Regions from separate parts of the Homo sapiens genome. Here region 2 is linked to region 1. Evidence: chromatin loops called from intact Hi-C (ENCODE). Cell type or tissue: MCF 10A. All regions are shown on one strand.

Region 1 (5,000 bases):
CACTACTGCCCTTCCCACCAGTCCCCCAACACACCACACACACACACACACACACACACACACACACACACACACCACACACACACAAGTTCAGCCAGCCAAACTCACTTCCTTCCAAATTCTTCAGAATTTACTTGGTTCTGAAAGATTGTCCCCGGGGCCTGAAAGCTTGAAGGGATGAGTAACCCCTCCCTTCTCAGGCCCAGTCGCCAGGCGCAGGGCTACTTGCGTACGCCAGCAAGACAGCAGAAGCAGGAAAAGAGCCGGCCGGAAGACACCTACCCTGGTTGGAAGACACCTACCCCTGAAGATGGAGAAAGAGGCCATCCGGGTACCGCGTAGCAGTTACGTCAGACCGAGACGCCCCCTGTTTATAGGAGACAATAAAACCCCTGCCCCGTCCTCACTTGGGGCTGACGCCATTTTGGGGGCTGACGCCATTTTACGCCTCAGCCCGCCGGCACCCAGGCTCTTGTTAAAACGCACCGCTTCGTGTTAGCTGTTGGGGAGCTCTCGGGATTCCAACCGATACAAGAACCTTTCAGGTTCCTTCTTAACTTTGTGCCTTTGCAGCGTGTGCTGTTCCCTCTGTCTGAAACGTTATTCCCCGCCTCTTCACCTGATTCATACTAGTCTTTCAAGGCTCAACTCTGGTTCTGCCACCTCAAAAAATTTTGTTTAAAAAAAAAAAAAATAGAGCTGGGCCCCATGGCTCACGCCTGTAATCCCAGCACTTTGGGAGGCCGACGCAGGTGAATCACGAGGTCAGGAGTTCGAGACCAGCCTGGCCAATATGGTGAAACCCCCGTCTCTACTGAAAATATAAAAATTAGACGGGCGTGGTAGCCCACGCCTGTAGTCCCAGCTACTTGGGAGGCTGAGGCAGGAGAATCTCTTGAACCCAGGAGGCGGAGGTTGCAGTGAGCTGAGATCGCACCACTGCACTCCAGCCTGGGCGACAGAGCAAAAAAACTCTGTCTTAAAAAAAAAAAAAAAAAAAAAAAAAAGGATCAGGCTGGGCACAGTGGCTTACTCCTGTAATCCCAGAACTGTGGGAGGGGAGACCAAGGTAGGTGGATTGCTTTGGCTCAGGAGTTCGAGACCAGCCTGGACAACATGGCAAAACCAAAACCCCATCTCTACAAAAAAATACAAAAATTAGTTGGCGTGGTAGTGCACACCTATAGTCCCAGCTACTCAGGAGGCTAAGGTGAGGGGTGGCTTGAGCCTAGGAGGTGGAGGTTGCAGTGAGTTGCGATCAGGTCACTGCACTCCAGCCTGGGTGACAGAGCCAGACCCTTTCTCAAAAAACAAAAACAAAAACAAAAACAAAACAAAACAAAAAAACGGCGGAGGATCAATGACTGGTTAGATGAACGATCTCACAATAACATCATCATACATTATAGCTGTGTGAAGTCTTTTTTTTTTTTTTTGCAAATCCCCCTCACATTGACTATATATTTGATCTTCCCAACACCCTGTGAGGCAGGGAAGATAATTATCCCCACCTTGAAGATAGAGAAACTGAGGTGCAGAGAGGGCAAATGACACAGTAGTCACGATCAGAGCCAGGACTTGAAGCCACATTTTCTGTCACACAGGCCAGTGCTCTTCTTGCAGGATTGCAAAAAGCAAAATCTTCTCATCTGCCTTATAACTGGGGGAGTGGGGGACTTGACCTCTGTCCCCTGCCCTGTTATACCCAGGCAAAGGAGAATAATGGGGCTGAAAGTGGAAGCTAATGGTCTGGTTCTCCCAGCCACAAGGGCTGCCCACTTCCCAGAAAGTGTAGGGAAAATTGTCTGCATTGCCCAAAAGCTCCATGCCTAGTCCGAAAGCAAGACCTTTAGAAGCCCCAAGAACTCAGAATATGTGATTCACGATTTTTTTTAAAAAAGTAAACTTAATTAACAACCTTAAAAGTGTGAAGAAGTCCAGTGAAAGTCTAATTTTTTTCCCCTATGAAGTCCTCTTTGAGGCTGTGGATGAAATGTCAAATTCTCCTCACTCCTCCTCCCTTATTTTTGGCTGTCCCTGCTGCGCTGGTGCCCTAGGCAAATGTTTAGTCTGCCCCTGCGGGTGGGGAGCAAGCACAGGCTTGCCTGGCCTCTGGTCTTCCGACGTTGGCCTCTAGGGGCACACTGGGTTGCCTGGCCCTGTCCAGGGGTGAGGCTGGATGGAGGGAGAGGAGAGGGCTGGGGCCAGACGCCCAGCACTCATTGGGAAGGGGGGGCAGAAGCTGAGAGAGTGCAGGGAGGCAGGTTCTGCCACTGGGGCCGATCGATCGAGCAGCTGAGGGGTGCCAGGGACCAGACACAGAGGCAGGAGGGTAGAGGGCACCCAGGGAAGGAGTAGGAGAGGAAAGCCCTCACCACGGGGGGTGTGGCACAGCTGCTAGCCAGGACCCCCACAGCTGGCCCTCTGTGTAAGGTGGAATGGGGCCTAAATATCAGTCATGAGAAGGAAAGTCACCTTTTCCCACCTCATTTCTCCTTCCACCCAAGGAGAAGTCAGAAGTTGTCTGACTTCCACATCCACAGACTGAACAGCGCCAAAGTCTGAGAATATGAGAGGCCTTTGTTCGGACACACTGCATGCCCACTATGACTCAGTTTCCCCCACTAGCTAACTGCTGTGCCCCAATCTTGCCCCCCAACTTTGACTTCTCCCAAAATATCTGTTCACTCTCCCATCGGATGAAGTTGTACCTGATAATTAAGTTAGGTTCATCAAGCATGTATGAGGCACCTACTGTGTTCCAGGCCTTGGGCTGTGCATTATGTGGATGAAGCCCAGCGGCTCCCACTGGGCTGGGTTACATCACCCTGGAGCACCTGCTCCCGCTTCCACCCTCAGGCTGGGTCTGGCTTCCACGATGCCCCTGCTGGACAAGAAGGGAACTACAGGGCTCCTTGGAGGGAGGGATCTGTTATGGGTGGCCTGTGAGTCCCTGTGGACAGTCCCACCCCCAAGTAGAGAAAATGAGTATCTGAGCCTAGCCTCCTTCCCACCCACAGCAGAGCCCAGGGGCAAGAGCAGGCTAGGTAGAGGAGACAACCCCTTCCTGATGCTTCTTTTGGGCGGCAGTCTCCACCCCTAAACCCAGGCTCCAATGGCAGAACACCAGTCGCCCCAGGACCGCTGGCCTGGTGGCCTCACCTAGGGAGGTCCCATTCCCACAGTCCCCCAGTGGGGCGTGGGAGCACTCTTTTCCTGAAATATGCATAGGAGTGTACACAGCCACACACTGATGACAACAGAAAACCCCGGAGAAACCAAAGCCAGGAGCGGCATGCTGTCTGGAACGTGGACTGGGAGAGGGGGCGCCTGCAGAGGGAAGGGAAAGCTGAGGCAGGGGGCCCTGGGCTGTGACTCAGGCCCCAGGAAGCTGGTGACTCCCAGACCAGCCCTCTAATGACTCACAGCGACTGCAGGCTCGGCAGCTCCCACAGCGCCTCTGCGGGGATTCCTCCCAGCTGATTGTTCTGCAGCATCCTACGGGAGAAGAGAAAGGGCTTTAAGGACGCACATGGTATGCAGAGCTGGCTGGAGGGTGCTGACTCCTCCCTTGAACCCCCAGTCCCAAGCCAGACCCCTCCTTCTCACCCCAGCCTCAGAGCCCCAGAGAGAGTCTGGTCCAGCTCCCCTGCTTTGTTAGTGCAGATTCAGAGGCTGCTGAGGTCCCTGGGGTGTTGTACATGGGGCAGGGAGGCCCAGTGTTCAGGGAGAGCATCTCAGAAGGGACCCTAGGAGGAGGCAGGGGTGAAGAAGACCATGGAGAGGAAGGAGAGAAGACATTCTGAAGTCAAGAGTACTTGGGATTTTGTTAAAGTTTGGTCAGGAAGGATGTGGGAAAATGTAGGTTGTCAGTTTCCGTGTCTATTCATCTGAAAGGCTAAAGGTTTCTTTATGGAAGGGGAGGATGTGGATGAGGATAAGGCTGCCCTTAGGGTGTCAGTGCCCCAGGCAAATACATTTTTTTCAGCCTTTGTCTGTAGGAACAATTCGAAGTACTCCAGAGGAGTGTATCTGCACTATTCTCATGGCCCAATCTCACCTAATCCCTCAAAGAAGTGCTGTGCCAGCCAATGAAAACGATCTGCTCACTAGCTGTCCTCTGGGGACCAGGACCTAAGTCCCAAAACCCCACGATGACTCCATAGGCAGGAGTCCTGGAGCTCCTCAGGGCACCTGGGAACCCCATGTGTAGGGTAGAGGGTCAGAGAGCATGTACAAGGGGAGAAACAGGGCCTGGGGCGCCACTCCAGGTGGCACTGCTGACTCTAGCCAACCCCAGGCATCAGAGGGGACTTAGAAAGTTTTGAGGATAGCACTCGAAAGCGCAGGGAGTCCCCTGAGGCACAGAGCCCTGAGCAAGAGAAGGAACTGGGTAAAGACATAGGAGGAAAACCCTCCAGGCCTTTAGATCCAGAAATGAGAAGGAGAGCACACAGGGAGTTCATGGAAGAGCTGGGGAAGCAAGAAGGGAGGAAGTTGCTGACTGCCCTGGGCACAGTGAGTGAGCCCTACCCTAGGAGACTCAATTACCCCTTTATGGTGTATCCATCCATCTTTCAGAGGGGGAAGCCTTGGTGCACAATCATTAAGGTAATTCCACGCTTCAGGAAGAGTAGCCCAATTTCTGGTCCTTTAGTTTAATAATAGGAATGGCTAATGTGCCAGGTCCTGGTCTTAGAACTTGTATTAATTCAAACTCACCCTTGTTACAACTCCAACAGATAGGGATTATTATCATCCTCATGCTGAGGGTGCACACAACTGCTAACTGACAGAGCTAGGCTTTGAACCTAGAGAGTTTGGGTCCACAGTCTAGACACTTAACCATTACACCACAGCATCTATCATAGTGGTGGGATACAGCAGTGGCCAGAAAATGCTGAGCAGTAAGATGATGAGCCTGAGTTGTTTTCCATGCCTCCTATGTGACGTCCTGGTCAGAGTCACATGTCATCTCTCTTAAACTCCTCTTACGGGTA
Region 2 (5,000 bases), 52 kb after region 1:
GCCCAGCCCACAACTCTGGGAGCCCCCAGCAGCCCCAGCCCGGGAAGTACAGGTGGTCAGAGAGGGCAGGAAACAGTGGCAAAACCAGCATCATCTCACAGGGAAGAGCCAGGCTTCAGGCATGTCGTCAGGGGTGCTCTCCTACACTGGAGAAAACTGCCCCTGAGAACAGTCATCTGAGGGAAGACAGTGAGGGTGAAGCTGCCAGAGGCCCCCAGCCCATGCTGGCCCCCTGCCCCTCCACAGGGTCCACAGTGAGACTCACAGGAGATGGGGCTGTCCTGCTCATAGCCAGGCAGGGGTGCGTAAGAGCCAGCCTCGTCCTTGATGGCCTGCAGCAAGAGCTGGGAAGGAGATGGGTACCCTGAGGCTGGGAGGTCCCACTGCAGGGCTGGCTCAGCAGGGGAAGGCTGCCCTTGGCTGTCACCCACTTCCTGGCCTGAAGTGTACCTCGTACTCCTTCAAGAAGCCAGCGTTGGCATTGGCTGCCCTCTTGGCACACGCCTGTGCGAAGTTCATCACAGAGATGGGCCAAGACCTGGTGGGGGGGTTGGAGAGGGAGAAGGCACTCAAGGTTCCCCAGCTCCCTGTTCTAGTCTGCTCGGCTCTGCCCATGAACAGGAGCAGGGAGCCTGCCTGTGGGAGGCACAGGGAAGCTGGGACTTACTCAGAGATGTTGAAGGGCCCTTCCAGAATCTTGTTCAGTAGGCAGCTGTGCAGGAAGACGTACTGGCTCTGCCAGGGGGAAGGGCATCAGGCTGCTCAGCGAGGAGCGAGGAGCGAGGAGCGAGGAGCGAGGGGGGCCTGCAGGGAGATTTTCCAGGCCCTGACCAGCAAGGCAGGGATCGGGTAGGAGGGGAGAGGGAGCCACTGAGAAACCTTCCCTCCACCGCTCTATGGTGTCAAAGCTGACAGGGTCCTGTCCCACCTCCCCTTTCACAGAATAGGGAGCACAGCCCAGATAGGATGGTGTTGTGTTTGAAACCCTCTCCCCAGGGTCTTCTGTATGCCCCATGAGCTCTCTTTCCTGGTCCCTCTTGTAGCCCTGTGGCCACCCACCTCCCTCCCACTCCTTCAGGGTCCCAGCTGCCCAGCCCAGCCTGCGAGGCCCTCACCAGGGTCTGGATCATGAGGGGCCCGTGCATCCAGAATGCAAACACAGCATGGAACACATCTACCATCTGCTCCTCCTCCAGCTGCTGCAGCAGCCTCAACAGGGCCACGAAGGTGCCCGTCTGGCCCATGCCCACACTGCGGGGACAGCCCCTGAGGAACTGAATGGGTGAAGAGGCTGCCCATGTCCCCAGCTCTCCCCACAGTCCGAGAGCCCCCGACACCTCCAGGCCAGGCAGGGGGCTCTCCACCCTATGCACTCACCTGCCCTCCTGCAGTGCACCAGGATGGGTCCCATGCCCTGGGTGGCCCTTGCCTGTTCCTGTACCAGCTCCATAAAGGTAAGCAGGGAGCTGGGGGCCTTGAGGATGCTGTGGTCAGGTCAGGTGGTGAATTGCAGTTACTCCACCCTCCGCTGCTGTTGCTGGACAACCTGAGAAGGGGGTGGGAAGGGGGCAAGGGGGCAAGGGGGCAAGGGGGCAAGGGGGCAGAGGGGCCCTGCTGCTGCTCCTTATCTTCCTAACTCTAGGCTCCCATGGCCCAGACCTCACACTTTCTTCCCCAGCTGCCTAAGGGCAGGGATGATGCAGACCAACTGTTCCTTGAGCGTGGCAGCTATGTCTCTCTCATCAGGATGCTTCCTGAGCCCTCGGGTCCTTCTCTAGCCTCCTGGGTAATCTCTGCATATAGAGTGCCCAAGCAGAGGAGTGATTCGGGTCCCTTGCTTTCCTGTCCCAGGAGTGCACAACCTGGGAAGGCAGTTGGGCACAGGGGGCATGGGGTGAGGCAGGAGCCCGGAGCTGGCATGGGGGAGGTCAGGAACCATCATGTCTCTCGTGCTCTTCCTTTCCCTCACTGTGCAGCCTCAGATAAGCCCTTAACCTTCTCTGTACCTCCCTACCCCTTCCCTAACACACACTTCCCTGGGTGGTGGCTGAGTACTTGTGGTCCTCCGAAAGAGAGGGCTCCAGGGACCCAGGAAGTGAGGCAACCTTCTCAGGGGTCTCAGCTCTAATGCCTGTCCCACCCCCTCATCCTTGGGGCACGCATGTGCTGCAGCTGGAATTCCCGCTTGGTCCACTCATCGTCAGCCTCCTCGGCTAGGAGGTGGATGGTGATGTGATCATGGGTGACCGGGGTAGAGTCGGTCAGCCAGTAATGCTCACACAGCACCTGGGACCAGAAGGTTGGAGAGGGGAAGGGTGGCTGTGAGCCCAGCCCTATCACTGCTGCCCCCTGCTTTACCCAGTCCCACCCCTCCCTGCCCACCTTTCTGGTCCCTGACACCCTGCTGGGATTCTGCTCTCTGTAATGACCCAGCTCCAAGGCTCCCTCCTCCAGGAGCTGCTCTCCCTTGCCTGGGCTCCGGCACCCTTGCCCTCAGACCTCTCATGACCCTCAGGATTCTGAGTCAGCCACCAGCTTGCTGTGCCAAACAGAACAGCCCTTATTCCGCGGCCAGCAGCCCTGGGCTCACTGCTCCAGCAAGAGGACAGACTCGGCAGCCTCTCTGCGTGTCCCAGGGCCCTGCATCTGCCAGGCTTATCGAAAGGAAGGATCCATGATGGTACCTTTGACACCGGCCCTGGGCAGTCCCTACCCCTTGGTGCCTTCTCTGCCCAGGGCAAGAAGCCCGTAGAAACTAAGCCAAGCTGGAGCTTACATACCTGGTTCCTCCCACTGCCTCCCCATCCCAGGGACCACCCCATCCTGGGTCTGGGTGGGAGGTGGTTCCACCACCCTCCAGGCCTGATTGGCCTCACTCCAGTCTGCCCCGCCTTCCCTGCGGGAAGATGCCAACGGGGCCATTCCCACAAGGAGAACGTGCGCCACCTGGTGGCCTTTCCAGGAGCCTGTAAGGCGCATCACCCTCCTGTTCTCCATGCCGACGGTCAGCATGATGATGATGCGGACCTGCTACTCCCGCACCAGCCGCCAGAAGTTCTCCAGCGTTTTCTTGAGAGGCGCCTGAGAGGCAATGAATTCCTGTGGGTGGGTGGGTGGGTGTAGCCCTGGGGTGTAGGGGGCAGAGGTCAGGAACATGTTAATGGGCGATGTTTGGTGTCAAACACACAGCAGATTTCCAATATTTGACCTCCAGGAGTGAGGATGCTGTGCACACACCTACATGTGTGCAAACACACGAACACGTGTACACCCAGAATGCAAACCAGGAGGGCTGACTTCAGAGACACCACCCCCGTCCCTGTCCCACCCCAAAGGGACAAGAAAAACCCCGATGAAAACAACAAGCTACTGACATGAGTTAAATAGCCCACCTAGACCACCCTCTTCACCCACCCAGAGTCACCTTCCTAAAACCAAACTGTGTTTCTTCCATGCTCAAAAATCTTCTGTGGCTCCCCATTGCCCACCAAATAGAGTCCAAAGTCCTCAGCCTAACAATCAACCCCTCCTTCATTCAGCCCCAGGCTATCTTTCCCATTACATCTCCCACCACCCAGCACCTCCCCACTCCCTCACCCCTACGCACCCCCCACCACACACACACACACACACACACACACACACACACACACACACACACACACTGCCTGAACGTTACTGCTTGGCTGTTCTCTGGCTGCTCCTTCCAGTCAATAGAATGTCCTTCCCTCTTTCATCACTTATCAAAATGTTACTCATCCTTCAATAAACCAAATGTCCCCTCTGGGAAGCCTTTCTTAATTCCTCAGGTGGATGAAATTTCTCCTTCCTCCATGTGCCCTGAGTACAGTGTTTTTTCCTCTATTACAGCCCTTGTCACAGTGTGTGGTGAATGTCACACACATGCCCACATGCTCCTTTGAAGGTGGGGAATGTGGCTAACTCAGCTCTGCCTCCTGCAGGCCCAGCACAGAGCCCAGCACACAGTAGACCCTTGCTAGACACCTGCTGGATTGAGCTCATGAAGCCCAAGCTGGTGATCTCCTAGAGAGCTGTTACAGCTAACAAAGGCCAGTGTGGCCTGCAAACCAGCCCATCTCCCGAGCAGATCCCAGATCCCATGGACAGCCTCACTGGTGGCCCTTACTGGGATGAAGTTGGCATTGATGTAGTCAGAATGAGGCTCTCCCTCCAGCTGGGTCAGCCTGACCCTGGAGTGGTCGTCTGCAGAGAGTGAAAGCTGTGCATTCAGGGCTGGGCACATGAAACCCCCTGCCCCCATGCCAAGCCCTAGCCCTCTGCCATGCCTCCTCTCCTGCCCCCAGCACTCACAGGGAAGCACATGTGGGTAATGGTTCTTGGTGGTGTTGGCAGCGTACTCAGCCTCCAGTCTGGGCTGCTCCTTGCCCACCTCCTTCAGCTCCTGCAGGGATCAAGGGCAGGCACTGGTTGCTGAAGTAGACCCATCTCACCCCATGCCAGGTGAGGGGCAGTGGGGGCAAGTGTGCAACTGGGAGTTCCCTCCAGACCTTCAGACAGGTCCCAGTCTTCCCTCCTCTGAGCCCAAGGGTGGTAAAGGCCTTACCTCGAATTGCAAAAAGAAAGCCTGGTGTGCGTGAGCACTCTTGGCCTCATAGCTCTGCCTGAAGCTGTGGATAGGGATGGGCCGGTGGGTCTACCTGGTGGGAGGTGGAGAGGGTAGCCCCCACAGCCTTAGGTTTGCAGAGTCCTGCCCTGCCCTCCCCTGGGTGACGGGTACAAAGCAGGGGACCTCAGAGTCCTGGCAGCACAACCTGATCACCTGGGGGCCTGTTGGAAACGCAGATCCTGAATTCCACCCTGGGTGTGGAGCAGCGTGCATTTCCAGCAAGCTCCTCCAACGCCCAGCCTGGGCTGCAAACCACCAATGTGGAAGAACAGAGAAGGGACAGGGGACATGTACGCATGTGCACACACACGCGTGAGTCTCACAGTCTCCCTCCCTAGGTCCTGAGGAGGGC

Evidence for each region. Peaks named below come from ENCODE experiments on the same cell type or tissue, not always from the same donor. Only the 100,000 strongest peaks of a DNase experiment are listed, where the experiment ranks them.
Region 2: it touches region 1 in a loop (4-fold over the local background); 16 of 110 quality-filtered maps call a loop at or near these places.

The regions. Positions count from the first base shown.
Region 1 is chr1:202,234,420-202,239,419 of GRCh38, reverse strand. It overlaps LGR6 (leucine rich repeat containing G protein-coupled receptor 6), which reads right to left. Exons shown (of 18, transcript NM_001017403.2): 4 at 3,427-3,498. It overlaps LOC101929388 (a long non-coding RNA gene), which reads left to right and starts at 419. Exons shown (of 5, transcript XR_922425.3): 1 at 419-545. RefSeq lists enhancers at 1,991-2,040, 3,109-3,801. In MCF 10A, CTCF peaks have their summits at 2,126 and 2,900; DNase peaks (open chromatin) are centred at 2,119, 2,899 and 3,419.
Region 2 is chr1:202,182,807-202,187,806 of GRCh38, reverse strand. It overlaps the pseudogene PTPRVP. Among named protein-coding and RNA genes, the nearest start is that of LGR6, 8.5 kb to the left of the region's middle. RefSeq lists enhancers at 2,069-2,598, 2,717-2,766, 2,599-3,128, 3,823-4,322. In MCF 10A, a CTCF peak has its summit at 2,958 (motif pointing left); DNase peaks (open chromatin) are centred at 2,566 and 2,946.